2 separate regions of the Homo sapiens genome follow, and region 1 is linked to region 2. The links are chromatin contacts, found by Hi-C in ENCODE. All regions are on one chromosome and are shown on one strand. The core of a region is the stretch at or near the end of the contact, and the rest is flanking DNA. Distances in the headings are between cores, read along the strand shown. Region 1 holds the start of MACROD2-AS1 (MACROD2 antisense RNA 1). Region 2 overlaps MACROD2 (mono-ADP ribosylhydrolase 2).

What was found. A loop is a pair of places that touch in the nucleus more often than their neighbours do.
Region 1: a loop to region 2 is called in a map of Right ventricle myocardium inferior, with 2.3 times the contacts of the local background. The contact joins the promoter of MACROD2-AS1 here to the enhancer-like site in region 2. A Hi-C loop is called at or near these places in 4 of 168 maps with a recorded cell type or tissue (PC-3, Right ventricle myocardium inferior, chondrocyte and 1 more).

The regions. Positions count from the first base shown.
Region 1 is chr20:14,925,610-14,932,129 of GRCh38, forward strand. MACROD2-AS1 (MACROD2 antisense RNA 1) reads right to left here and starts at 3,909. Exons shown (of 2, transcript NR_110318.1): 1 at 3,766-3,909. All of the region lies in intron 5 of MACROD2 (mono-ADP ribosylhydrolase 2), which reads left to right.
Region 2 is chr20:14,875,420-14,882,652 of GRCh38, forward strand. All of the region lies in intron 5 of MACROD2 (mono-ADP ribosylhydrolase 2), which reads left to right. Among named protein-coding and RNA genes, the nearest start is that of MACROD2-AS1, 50 kb to the right of the region's middle. Within about 2 kb of position 3,637, at least 4 of the 41 ENCODE cell types and tissues checked have a DNase peak (open chromatin) inside an H3K27ac peak, as active enhancers do; they include PC-3 and mammary epithelial cell, where a contact is called at or near this core.

The DNA of each region.
Region 1 (6,520 bases), core at 2,659-5,158, 50 kb after region 2:
GCATATGGGGCTCTTGAGCTGTTATATCCTCTAGAAACCTTGGTCATTCAGATATTTGTGATTTGTATAGCGTAGAATGTACTTCACCAATCTTCCTTCTCCACAGAGTATGACAACATCTCTACTGCGTTCATATGACCTTTTTATGTTTATTGTACAACAGTATTTGCATTCGAATTGGTACCTTAAATTATAATCTCTAAACAAGATTTCTTGGTGCGTTTCATTGGAACAGATTCAAAGAAAGAGATACAGGATAGGATTATCAATGGCCTGGCTCGCAGGGACTTATATAGTATGTTCCTGACCTCTCTGGTGGAGTTTAATGGAAATGGCTTTGGAGACAGGAAATACTGGGTTCCAGCCTTGTCTCTGTGGCATACTTACTCCATGAATTTAGGCAAGTTATTTGTCTCTTCACATGGTCATTGAGAAAATGAAATAACAAATCTGTATCAGTAAGGCACCTGGGACAGGTAGCCTCTTGATGGATATTACTTTTCTTTTTCCCAGGCTGTCCTGTTGCCATCTTCACACTTTTGCCTAAATGCAGAGTTTGTTTGTTTGTTTGTTTGTTTTTTAATAGCTAGGGCATTATTTAAACATTTTTGTTAATTGAGAAATATCTGAAGCAGTTTTTAAAAAAATAGGGAGCACTGGCCAGGTGCGGTGGCTCACACCTGTAATCCCAGCACTTTAGGAGGCTGAGGCAGGTGGATCATGAGGTCAAGAGATCAAGACCATCCTGGCCAACATGGTGAATCCCCGTCTCTACTAAAAAATACAAAAAATTAGCTGGGTATGGTGGTGCGTGCCTGTAGTCCCAGCTACTCAGGAGACTGAGGCAGGAGAATCACTTGAACCCTGGAGGCAGAGGTTGCAGTGAGCCGAGATTGCATCACTGCACTCCAGCCTGGTGACAGAGCAAGACTCCGTCAAAAAAAAAAAAAGGAAGCATTATGTTTGAGTGCTCAAGCAGTTTTAGTATATGAACAAGTCAAACTCAATATAGTCATGCCAGAGACATTAGCTGCATGTGTGGGAATGAGAGTGGAGTGTCACAGGAGGCTGAAATCAGAGCCAACCCAGAGTGTTGAACATGATTTCAACTCTTCCAATTGACATGATATTTTTTCCCTTTTTGAGGAGGAAAAAATGCTCTAGCTTGCTATATCTTGTGTTTGCCACCTGTATAGTGGGCTGCAAAAGCAGGGGGTGTGGGAGCCAAAGGCAATGGCTAATTAGAAAAGTGTATTTGAAATGTCTTGAATGCTTCAATAAATAAAATTAACTGACACTATAGCCTTACCAAATTGATGATAATTATATTGGGTTTCCTGTGATTCCAGTGAATGTGGGTTTTAACTAAATACATCCACCTTATTGTCAGTTCATCCTTGCATTATTGTGGGAGAAAAACTTCCAGTGTTCAATTTCTTGTATTGTCAGTCATACAACTTAAATTTTTAATTTCAGTATAATCTTGCCTTCTCCTGCCTATTTACAACTTCCTGAAAACATATCGAGTGTGGATCCCGTACGTAAGTGAGATTGTCTTCGCTAAGAGCTTCTTGCAATCACAGGAAAAGGGGAAAAAATGTTGTTACAGCTGATCATTGCCAGAAGGTGAAAGTTCAAGAAGTAGAGAAAAAGAAGATTGTAGCATGTAATCAGAGTTCTTGGTTGCATGCTACAGAATCCATTCTATGTAGTTTAATCTGGGAACAATGCAGCCAGGGATGACACCTCAAAAATGCCCAGCCTCAACACTAGACTGTCCTAGCAGAAACACTACTGCTGCTATTACCCACATATTGTCACTTACGACATTAAAGTCCAGGGGCCAGAAACTCTGGCACAGCTCCTCAAGAGAACCAGATACTCTGCCGCCATGCTTTCTCCCAAGGAGCCATTCTTTCATGCAGCTAATAGTTTGTGTTGCTTGCTTTCACCTTCAACATTCACACATTTGGGTTGGCTTGGTGGCTCCACATTCATTACAGGCTAGTTCCTGGGGAACCTGGGAAATGTAGTTTTAGCTTTTTGTCTTCTATAGTATAGCAATCAAAGTAAGCTAGAAGGGTGTTGGAATAGATGCTGGTTGAACTGCTTGTTAGTATCTGCTCCTGATGGAATTGAACTGAAAGATGTTACAGGTGTTTACTCCTCAGTGGTCCATGTTGGAATGTCACTTTCTGTTTTCAGAAGCTTATTACTATATGTAAAAAACAACAACGACAAAAACTATTGCTTTTTTCTTCTGCACTTGATCAAAATTCTGTTTAGGTATCCACATTTTACCATTATATGTATTCAACAGTGCAGAATGCTGGTGACCAGTTTTACTTGTTAACCAAGGCATGGCTGAGTCCTCAGAGACTTTTAATTTGACTCCATTCTTAGGATGATGTGCTGCATTTCTGCAATGGCACCCACTGGCGTGCAAAAGAAAAACTGGATTTTCCAGGTTAAGCAGAAACATGGACGCCATACTAAACTCTGAACAGACACATTCATGCATCTTCTTGTCCACCAGCTGCAGGAACTCAGGGGTTTTACTACTTCATCCTTTTATGCCCAACACCCCATCAGCTCCAGAGGCAGCTTGGCTGCATGCCAATGTCAGTGTAGAATTATTCTATCCTCACGGGTTCATATCGTTTGTCAAGTCACCAAACACTCAGAAATATTGATGAGTCATCTACCTAGATGTTTTTGTTCATTTGTAAGACTAACTTGTACAGAGTTTTGAGTTTTCTTAAGATTTTAGAGATATAAATAAACCATCAATTAAGGATTTAGAATTCACTAAAAATAAAAGCTTTAAAAGGTTGTGATTTGAAAGATATGCTTAGTGCTGGAAGGTGTTTAAGGGTCAACTATTCTGACTTAGAGGAAGATAAAGCAAGTAGTAGGTAAGGGATTTGCCAAAAAATTACATAGCTGGTTAATATCAATGCTGAGATTGAAACTCAAGTCCACTGCCTGCTGGACGGGGAATGTTTCAAAGGTGCTTGATACCAAAGCATAGGTCCTAAGTCCTCATCATCCTGTATGAAGCATGCACATGATGCCACATGGTAGCTGAGGCCATGCTCTGAAGGATGTCTACATGAAACAACCATGAAAAATCATATAATATGGGTTACATTCCCAACCCACATCTTCTCAAATTCACTAGAAGGTGTCCATTTTGTTGACAAAACTGAATTTGAAGTATATGCAATAAATGACACCAACATTATTTTTATGGCTAAAAGTACTTGAAGAGCACGCTTCCTGTTTTTAATCACTAGCGTTCCTTTAGCTGCAGTCAGCCATATTTGTTGCTTACATTATAAGCATATGTTTGTTTGGTTTGCTCTAATTCTTTGCCCTCTTAAGGGAAAAGCAAGGGAGGTTTATGAAGGGCCTTAAAATGAGAGAAACTAATTAATTGCTGACTTTTTATATTTATCAGCAAAGGAAAACATTTCTCTACTCTCATAACGCTTCTGACACCAAATGTGCGGATTTTCTACACATTACAATTCTCATACCAACTAGGTGTCCTATAATTTAATTCAGTTCTGGCTCTGGAGTTAGCACAGACCCCACAGTTTAAGGAATCAGTCCCACAGACTGCTCCACTTCAGATGGTGATCATAAGCCTGGGCTCCCTATACTTCTTACTGACAGGCTATAAATCAGAGGTTTCTCACGATTCCCTCAAGTTCAATAATTTGTTAGAATGGCTCACAGGACTCAGGAAGACACTTGACTCACCATTGTCAGTTGATTATAAAGCACACAACTCAGAAACAGCCAAATGAAAGAACGGGGTATGTGGGAAGGGCCGTGGGGAATCCACGTCCTCGCTGGGCTCGCCACCCTCCCCGCACCTCCATGTGTTCACCAACCTAGCAGCTCTTGGAACCCCTTTATTTGGAGTTTTTGTGGGGGTTCCATTACATAGGTGTGATTGATGACATCATTGGCCACTGGTGACTGGACTCATCTCCAACCCCTCTCCCCATCCTGGAGGAGGGAGAGTGGAGCTGAAAATTCCAACCTTTTAGTCACATGGTTGGTTCCTCTGGCAAGGGGCTCCCATCCTCTGAGTCACCTTATTAACGTAAACTCGGGTATGCTTGAAAGGGGCTTATTAAGAGTAACAGAAGATGCTCTTCTCACCCCTATCACTCGGATAATTCCAAGAGTTTCAGAAGCTCTTCTGTCATGAACAGAAAAATTCTCCTGTCACCCCATCACTTAGAAATTTACATGAGTTTGCTGGGCGCGGTATCTCACGCCTGTAATCCCAGCACTTTGGGAGGCCGACACAGGCGGATCATGAGGTCAGGAGATCGAGACCATCCTGGCTAACACGGTGAAACCCCGTCTCTACTAAAAATACAAAAAAATTAGCCGGGCGTGGTGGCGGGAGCCTGTAGTCCCAGCTACTCATGAGGCTGAGGCAGGAGAATGGTGTGAACCCGGGAGGCGGAGCTTGCAGTGAGCCGAGATTGCGCCACTGCACTCCAGCCTGGGTGAGAGAGTGAGACTCCGTCTCAAAAAAAAAAAAAGAAATGTACATGAGTTTTGTGTCAGGAACCAGGGCAGAGGCCAAATGTATATTGGTATTAAGTCACAATCAATACGTACTTTTTAAAAATGTAAATTTATGTATAAATGAAAATAACTACATTTCTTGCTTTCACAAACCTTGTTGTCAATGTGGAATGATTTCTCACCAGTTTAAACACAGTTGAGTTCTTACATAAGGAAAAATGGGAAGCAGAGGTTAAAACATGTATATTAACTGTGGTGTTCTGAGTGTAGACTCTGGAGTTCAACTATCCAGGTTTGACTTCTTCCATTTCTGAGCTATGAGGTCTCAGGCAAGCTACTTGCCTTCTCTTTACTTTAGCATTTCATCTATAAATTTAGTATGTCACAGGCACCTAACTTTTAGCATTGTTGGGAGATTGAGATGGTGCATGTCAAATGCCTGCCATGACACCTTCTCAGAGCTGGTACTCAATAACAGTATTAAACATTTTGTCTGGGCACAGTGGCTCATGCCTGTAATCCCAGCACTTTGCCAGGCTGACGCCAGAGGATCACTTCAGGCCAGGAGTTCAAGCCAGCCTGGGAAACATAGGGAGAGCGTGTCTTAAAAAAAAAAAAAAAAAAAAAAAAGTCTATCTCCTGTTCCCATGTTTTCATTCATTTTTTAAGTAATTTTTTTTTAATTATGGCAATTTTTTTAAGTAAAAAAAAAAAAAAACAAAAGCCAGGCACAGTGGCTCACATCTGTAGTCCTAGCTTCCCAGGAGGCTGAGGCAGGAGGATCACTTGAGCCTAGGAATTCAAGGCCAGCCTGGGCAACATAGTGAGACCCCATCCTTAAAAATATATTTTTTTAATGTATGGAGTACCTACCAAGTCCCAGGCACTACTGTAGGCACTGAAGGCACAGAATTGATAGATGAGGTCCTTATTCTAGTAGAACTATGAAAATTTTCTTATTCAGAATAAAATTTAGGAAGCAACCAGAAAACACATATAGACACTGTCATGCCAGGCCCCTATTGATTCCAACAGGGATGGCTCGGTAAGAGACCCGGAGCCAGTGAATGAGACATAGGGTTTATAGAAGACTTATATACAGAGCATTCTCGGAATGGGAGGCTGGATAGGAAAACCACTACCATTTGTAAAAAGCATGCATATTATATAGCATGTTCACTTAGCAATCTTCACCAAGCAACCTTCCTTTAACCCAAAACAAAAGGCCCCTGATCCCTGTATAGTCTGCATTCCAAATGATAGGCCAGGGGTTCAGATGTTCTTCATAGATGAGGAGTGAATCTCCAGCTTGACCACTCCTGGATTCTTCTCAGGGTATGCTTGAGTTATTGCTGTTAGGTGCATCTGCCATACAGACCCATAGCATGATTTTCTCTAAGAAGCTTTGTGATGCATATTGGTAAACGTTGTAAAGTTTTAAGTGGACTTCAATTAATTTTTAAAAAGTAAACATACATGAATAAATATCATCCCTCCCACATAGCTTTAAATTACTTCTGATATGTCCCCGATTTAAAAAAACAAAGGGTCAGTCAGGTGTGGTGGCTTACACCTGGCGTGTAATCCAGTGCTTTGGGAGGATGAGGTGGGAAGATCGCTTGAGGCTATGAGTTCAAGACTAGTCTGGGCAACATAACAAGACCCCCATCTCTTAAAAAAAAAAAATTAGCTGGGTGTGATGACACATGCACATGCCTGTAATCCCAGCTACTTGGGAGGCTGAGCTGGGAGGATCACTTCAGCCCAGGAGTTCGAGACTGCAGTGAGCTATGAATGTACCACTGCACTCTAGCCTGAGCAACAGAGTGAGACCCTGTTTCTTAAAAAAAAAAAAAAAAAAAAAATCCACCAAGCAAACCAGCAAAAAGTTAATAATCTAGGGCTTTACCTACCTGGTACGAAATAAAGGAAGCATAATAGAGAAAGTTCTCAGAACTGGCTGTGCCCC
Region 2 (7,233 bases), core at 2,387-4,886:
AATTTATGCATCCACTTTATTTTCTCAAAGTTCCTCTTACTGGAAAGCATTTAAGTATTTTGATTCTTTTTAAAAATAATTTCAACTTTTATTTTAGATTTGGGGGGTTCGTTACATGGGCATATTGTGTGATGCTGAGGTTTGGGGTACATATTATCCCATCACCCAAGTAGTGAGCTTAGTACCCAATAGGTAGTTTTTCAGCCTTTACTCTTCTTTTTCTCCCCTCTCTAGTGGTCCCAATGTCTATTATTTCCATCTTTATGTCCATGTGTGCCCAGTGTTTGGCTCACACTTATAAGTTGGAACATGCAGTATTTTGTTTTCTGTTCTTGTGTTCATTCACTTAGGATAATGACCTCTAGTTGCATCCATGTTGCTAAAAAGGATATAATTTTATTCTTTTTCATGGAGGTATAGTATTCCATGATGTATATTTACCACGTTTTGTTTATTCAGTCATCTATTGATGGCCACGTAGATGGATTCCATGTCTTTGCTATTGTGAATAGAACTATGGTGAACTTTTTGGTATAACAATTATTGTCCTCTGGTTATATATCCAGTATTGGGATTGCTGGGTCAAATTGTAGTTCTGTTTTAAATTATTTGAGAAATTTTTAAACTGCTTTCTACAGTTTAGAAATTGATCTAATTTACACTCCCACCAACAAAGTATAAGCATTCTCTTTTCTCCACAGCCTCACCAACTTCTGTTCTGTTTTGACATTTTAGTAATAGTCATTCTGACTGGTGTGAAATGGTATCTCACTGTGGTTTTGATTTGCATTTCTGTAATAATTAGTGAGGGTGATCTTTTTTTCATATTTTTTGGCTGCTTTATGTCTTCTTTTGAGAAATGTCTGTTCATGTCCTCGTTTCACTTTTTAATAGGGTTGTTTTTTGCCTGTTCAGTTGTTTAAGTTACTTATAGATTGTGGATATTAAGTTTTTGTTTAATGCATACTTTGTGAATATTTTCTCCCATTCTGTAGGTTGTCTGTTTACTCTGTTGATAGCCTCTTTTGTTGTGCAGAGGTCTTTAGTTTAATTAGGTCCCACTTGTCAATTTTTGTTTTAGTAGCAATTGCTTTTGAGGACTTAGTCATGAATTCTTTGCCAAAGCCAATATTCAGAATGGTATTACCAAGGTTTTCTTCTAGGACTTATAGTTTGAGGTCTTACACTTAAATCTTTAATCCATCTTGAGTTACTTTTTGTATATGATGAAAGGTGGGAGTCTAGTTTCATTCTTGTGCATATGGCTAGCCACTTATCCCAGCACCATTTATTCGGTAGGGAATCCTTTCTCTTAATGGTTTTTGTCAACTTTGTTGTATGTCAAATGGTTGTAGGTGTGTGGCTGTGTTTCTGGGTTGTCTGTTTTGTTTCACTGGCCTATGCATCTGTTTTTGTACCAGTACCATGCTGTTTTGGTTACTGTGGTCTTACAATATACTTAAAAGTCAGGTAATGTGATGCCTCTGACTTTGTTCTTTTTGCTTAGGATTGCTTTGGCTATTCAGGCTCCTTTTTGGTTTTGTAAGAATTTTAGAATCAGTTTTTCTAATTCTGTGAAAAATGATGTTGATAATTTGTTAGGAATAGCAGTGACTGTGTTTGGGCAGAATGGCCATTTTAAGGATATATACTCTTCCAATCCATGAGCATGGAATGTTTTTCCATCTGTTTGTGTCATCTGTGATTACTTTCAGCAGGCTTTTGTAGTTCTCCTTGTAGGGATCTTTCACATTTTGGTTAGCTATTTTCCTAGGTATTTTATTTTTCAGGTGGCTATTTTAAGTAGGATTACATTCTTGATTTGGCTCTCAGGTTGAATATTATTAGTGTGTAGAAATGCTACTGATTTTTGTGCATTGATTTTATATCCTGAAACTTTGCTAAAGTCATTGTTCAATTCTAGGAGACTTTTGGTGGTGTTTTTAGTGTTTTCTAGGTATAGAATCTTACATCAGTGAAGAGAGACATTTTGACTTTTTTTTCCTATTTGGATGCCTTTTATTTCTTTCTCTTCCCTGATAGCTCTGGCTAGGACTTTCAATACTATGTTGAATAGGAGTGGTGAGAGAGGGCATCCTTGTCTTGTTCCTCTTCTTAAGGGGAATGCTTCCAGCTTTTGCCCATTTAGTGTGACATTGGCTGTGGGTTTGTCATAGATGGCTCTTGTTATTTTGGGGTATGTTCCTTCAATGCCTAGTTTCTTGAGGTTTTTTTGTTTTGTTTTGTTTTGTTTTATCGTGAAGGGATGTTGGATTCTATTGAAAGCTATTTTTGCATCTATTGAGAGGATCATATGGTTTTTGTTTTTAGTTCTGTTTGTGTGGTGAATCACATTTATTCATTTGCATATGTTGTACCACCCTTTCCTCCCTGGAATAAAGCCCATTTGATCATGGTGAATTAACTTTTCTGTATGCTGCTGGATTCAGTTTGCTAGCATTTTGATGAGGATTTTTGTGTCTACGTTCATCAGGGATATTGGCTTGTCGTTTTCTTTTCTCACTGTGTCTTTGCCAGAATTTGGTATCAGAGTGATGCTGGCTCCATAGAAGGAGTTAGGGAAGAGTCCCTTTTCCTCAAGTTTTTAGAATAGTTACACTGGCTCTTCTTTTGTACACAACTTTATAAACATACCTGTAAGCGTAATTTTGCAAAGATCTTTCATTCATCAAAGAGAATTCCTTTGTGAAGTAAAATGGTAAATAGTCTAAGCATCTTGCTTTCAACTTGACTCAGAGCCAAATGTGTGTAAGCATTGAGAGGGTTTGCCATTTTACATTCCTTAGTCTGAAGAAGGGAAGAAAGAGAACATCCTTAAACCCTAAAAATATTACTTGGCCTGTATGGCATTTGTACGCAAAGGTAGAATCTGAGACCTTGCATAAGATTTACTGGAAATGCTACATCTCCATGAAAGACTACATCAAGAGTGTCAAAGCATGATTAGTTGGGGCACATTCATATTTTTTTGTTAGGGAGTCTATGTCCTCTCTTTTATGTATTGTTTGACGTCAGATGCCTTTAAAGTAAAACTATAAGAATTATTAGTCATTTGATGAGAAGTAATAAATGTTATATAGAGAAACATTACAAAATAGAGATAGACTCAGGATAGGGGACCATAGAGCATACAACCATGAACACATATCATTTGCTTAAATTAGTTAAAACACAAAAGCAAAATATTTGAAATAGTCAAAAGAACATTTTCAATTCTACCTAATAATTTATTGGATGAATTCTTTTATTTTTTTAAATAGTTTACTGGCCGAGTTGATAATATGATCTATCCTAGTTATTAACCAGCAGAATTTTAATTTAGTTTTCAAGGTTCTCCATGGTCTAAACTCAACATGCCCTTCCAGGCTCAAATTACACTCTTCCAGTTCAAAGGCCCATCTGAAATGGGCTGCTTCTATTATGTTGCCCAGGCTTTCTTATCTCTAGCTCTTTGCCCTGATACCTTTGTCTTTCTACTTGGAGTACCTATTCTTTCCATCTTTAATACCCCACCTTCATTAAATGACCCTTTCTAATTACTTCCTGCATGCTTCAGCCAGATGTAATCTCTTCTCTCTGATTATCACATAACACTATTTTGTGCTTCTGTGGTTTTCACCTTACTCATCTCTGTTGTACTGACAAATGGACTGTGAGCTCCGTATTTTTTATCTTCACCCTTATGCATTGCGTAATTAAAACCTTGTACACAGTACAGGTTCAGCAAACACACACTGAATAAATTAATAAGTAGGTGAATAGTTTTGTTGTTTACATTCACTAACAACCCATTCTGATTCATGTTTACATGGACAGAAAAAGAATGAGTTGATTATTAACTAAATTTAATGTATGTCATCTGTATACCTAAATTCTTTGGGTTAATATTAAAAAAGTATTCTTCCAAGTTAGCATGAATTTGACCTATCTTTTAGAGTGTTCAGATTGGTTCACTCATGTTGACATTAGTCAGTTTTGAAATTCAGACATAAAGGTATACACATATAGATTTGACATTTGAGATTAACTTACTTTTTTCCAGTTAGATTATGGAAGAGATAAACAATGACTCAGAGGAAAATGGAGAGGCTATAGAGGTGAAATACTGTAATAATGTGGCTAAACTTGCTTGAGAGAAGATGAGACATAAGCCTGCTTTGTTAGTCCTTTCATAGAGAAATGACTCAGCACTGTTAGAGAATATGATGAGGTTACATTGTTCTTTCATCACAAACTGTTGAGTTAATGGTGGCATATATAGAGTATAGCTCTGATTCATAAGACAATTGGTCATTGTGCTTCTCTCTTTTTATTTTTTAAAGCAAATTAGTGCTTTAAAAGAGCATAGTAATCTGGTTCTTTTCATGAAAACTGATGATTAAAAACAAACTACGAAAATAATTTTAAATACACCTGGGTTTCCAAATGGACAGAGGTTGTTGAAAGTCATTTTTAAGTTCCTTCAAAGCTACAAAGTCTATGTGTTTCTCAAATTATCTTTTGCAAATCTTAGTAGGAATTAAACTTGTGCAAATCCAACCCCTGGCTCTTTTTAGCCTCGTGAGAGCAGAGTATGCATCGTGCTTTCGTTTTGGATGAGAAATATACAAACTGTGTGTTGACTGGTGGAAAGCAGAACAATGGATCTCAGCAAATTGTATCATGCCCAGCTCTGACTTGAGACGCAGAATCAATTCATTTTCAGTGTCATGACAGGATCTGAGATAGAAGTGAGTCTCTTGTTGCCATCATGAGAAAAGATACGTATGTCCACAGTTTTGGGGAGAGGGAGCATGGGAGCTGGGTGCTTCACTGCCAACACAGCCTCTGATCACCTGATATGTTACAAAATCAATTTTATCTTCTGCTGCATTTCATGTGACAATTCAAAGAGCAACATTTGTTTTTCTACTCTTTACATTCTCAACTTCCATGGAGGCATAATTGCCATGAGTTAAAGCTAGGAGGAGAGTGATCACTGCACACTGATTTGGATATAAAATCTATGGCCATTTGAAAGGGAAACCTTCAAGAGCCCACGTAATAAATCCCCGAGGAACTTAAGAGAGATGAACTGTACCTAATTGCATCTGACATGGCTAAAACACAGGGACCTCTCTAAAGAGTGTGAGGGCAGGTCCCCAAATCCTCTGCTCAGCACTATTCAAGGTTCAGAAGAATTCATGCATTTAGCTTATCTACAGCTATGTGGCAAAACACCCTTCAGCTGCAGTCAGCCTCCCTCTAATGACCAATGAGGAGAGGCCAAAAATTAAAGTTGTATAATCAGAGATTTTAAAGACAAACTGAAAAGAACTGGTGGAACCGTCTAACTTATGCCTTGGAATGGCATGCATTATTTTGTATATGATTTTGGGCCTCAGAACACAAACACAACTCCCTCCACAAAGGGGATGAGTTTGCTGGGCCAGAGTGGCCTCTTGTTGCTGGGAGCTACTGCCGCCCAGCGTGGGCAGCTGCAATCACAGTGCCCCTATCCCTGCCTGAGTGGTCCTGGAGGGTTGGAGAGCTGCGTGACTCCTCAAGACCTTTGTCACTAGCCTGTGTAATGCCTGTGCATGAGTCCTTGAAAGCAAATCCCCCAATTAGGGCCTACATGGCCTACCCTGAGGAGGGAAGAGGTGCAATACATGTTGCTTTTAACAATTCTTCATCAGGAATGAGAGGATGTTGCAATGGAAAGGAAAATATTAATTCCTGCTAGGCCCTTGTCAGTGGGATCTTCTCCCATTCTCTTCCTGCTGGAATTACAGATCCATAGGTTTTGGAGCCAGTCAGCCTGGGTTCTTTCATGCATTCCCTTCTTCTGGTGGGCTTGACCATACTAGATATCAAATACTGTGACTCAAAGTTCTACCACCTCTGTTGACTTAAAGGTCAAACCTAGAACAAGCCTTGGTCTCTAGGTCTAAGAGGCAAAATAAAAGCTGGTGAACCTTCTTACTGACAAGGCACTTGACTTCCCTGTGCCTCAGACTTCAAATCTATAAAACGAGACTCACTGTTCTTATCTCTGAGGTTTATTGCTTGGAATTGAATGGGGTAATTCATAAATTCCCTAGCCTGGCACCCCACACACGGCCTCTTCAAGAAGTTTCGGGGTAGCTCTCTTGCCAGTCAGCTGAGAAAACCAAGCAGTGAGAAGAGGGTCATATATTGACTTGGTTTTCATGCTGACAGGCTTTGGCATCTCCTCAAGCTTGTCCATACTCTACAGTGGCATTAAGAGAGTAGTGTCCTGCACTTGTGTTTGAGCACTGTGGAACATTCCTCAGGAGTTCTGGCTGAGATGCATGTGCCCCACCTTTTCCCAGAACCAGGGCCCTCTAAGTCTAAGTCAATAAAGGGACCAGGGGAAGTTCCTGGAAATTCTGATCCAATTCAAGTCCCTGCTACCTAGGTTTACCTCTTGCCTGGCCTGTCTCCCCCTAATTTCTCAGGAGTAGACTTCTATTTGTATAGTGTTTATATGGGCCAACATTTGCATATGTTCACGCATGTTATCTTCACAGCAATTCTAAAAAGACAATTAACTCTTGTTATGTCTGTTTATAAAAGAGGAAATTGAGGCACAGAAATGTCAAGTCACATGAACAAATCCCTACAGGAACCATCTTTAATAAGTGTCAAAGTAAGGAGTCAAGCTCAGGCAGTCATGCCCTTATCCCACAAATTTTGAGATTCTGCCATAGCCAGGTTTATGCCTTGCTTCTCACTTGTGATGGACTTTCCAGAGCTTGGCCCAGTCACTGAAACATGGCAAACATTGTCAATATTTGATGAGTAAAGACATGAATGAATGATGCTTTTGCAACTATCCCATTCCCTGTGCACTCACTGAATTTTTCTTCCCCTTTTTATCATCGCAGTGTTTGAAAATTTTACTTCCTTATTTTACTAGATATATCTTTGTCTTTACATGTGTCATCTCTCAACCAGATGTAAAAGGTACTTCCCTGAAGGGAAGAAGCATGTTTTATACCTGTTATGTAACCTCCGTAAGAATAGCTGAATACTCAGTTTGTGACACACAAAAACCCTAAAATAACTATCTAAATAGATTGGGAAGTTGGGTTGTTGAGATACAGAAGATTTACTCTTCTTCCCAACTCATCCCTTCTCTTTGCTCCTTCCAATAAAATGCTATTTGGTTGAATAGTTTAAAGATGGAAAACCATTTAAGGTTAAAAC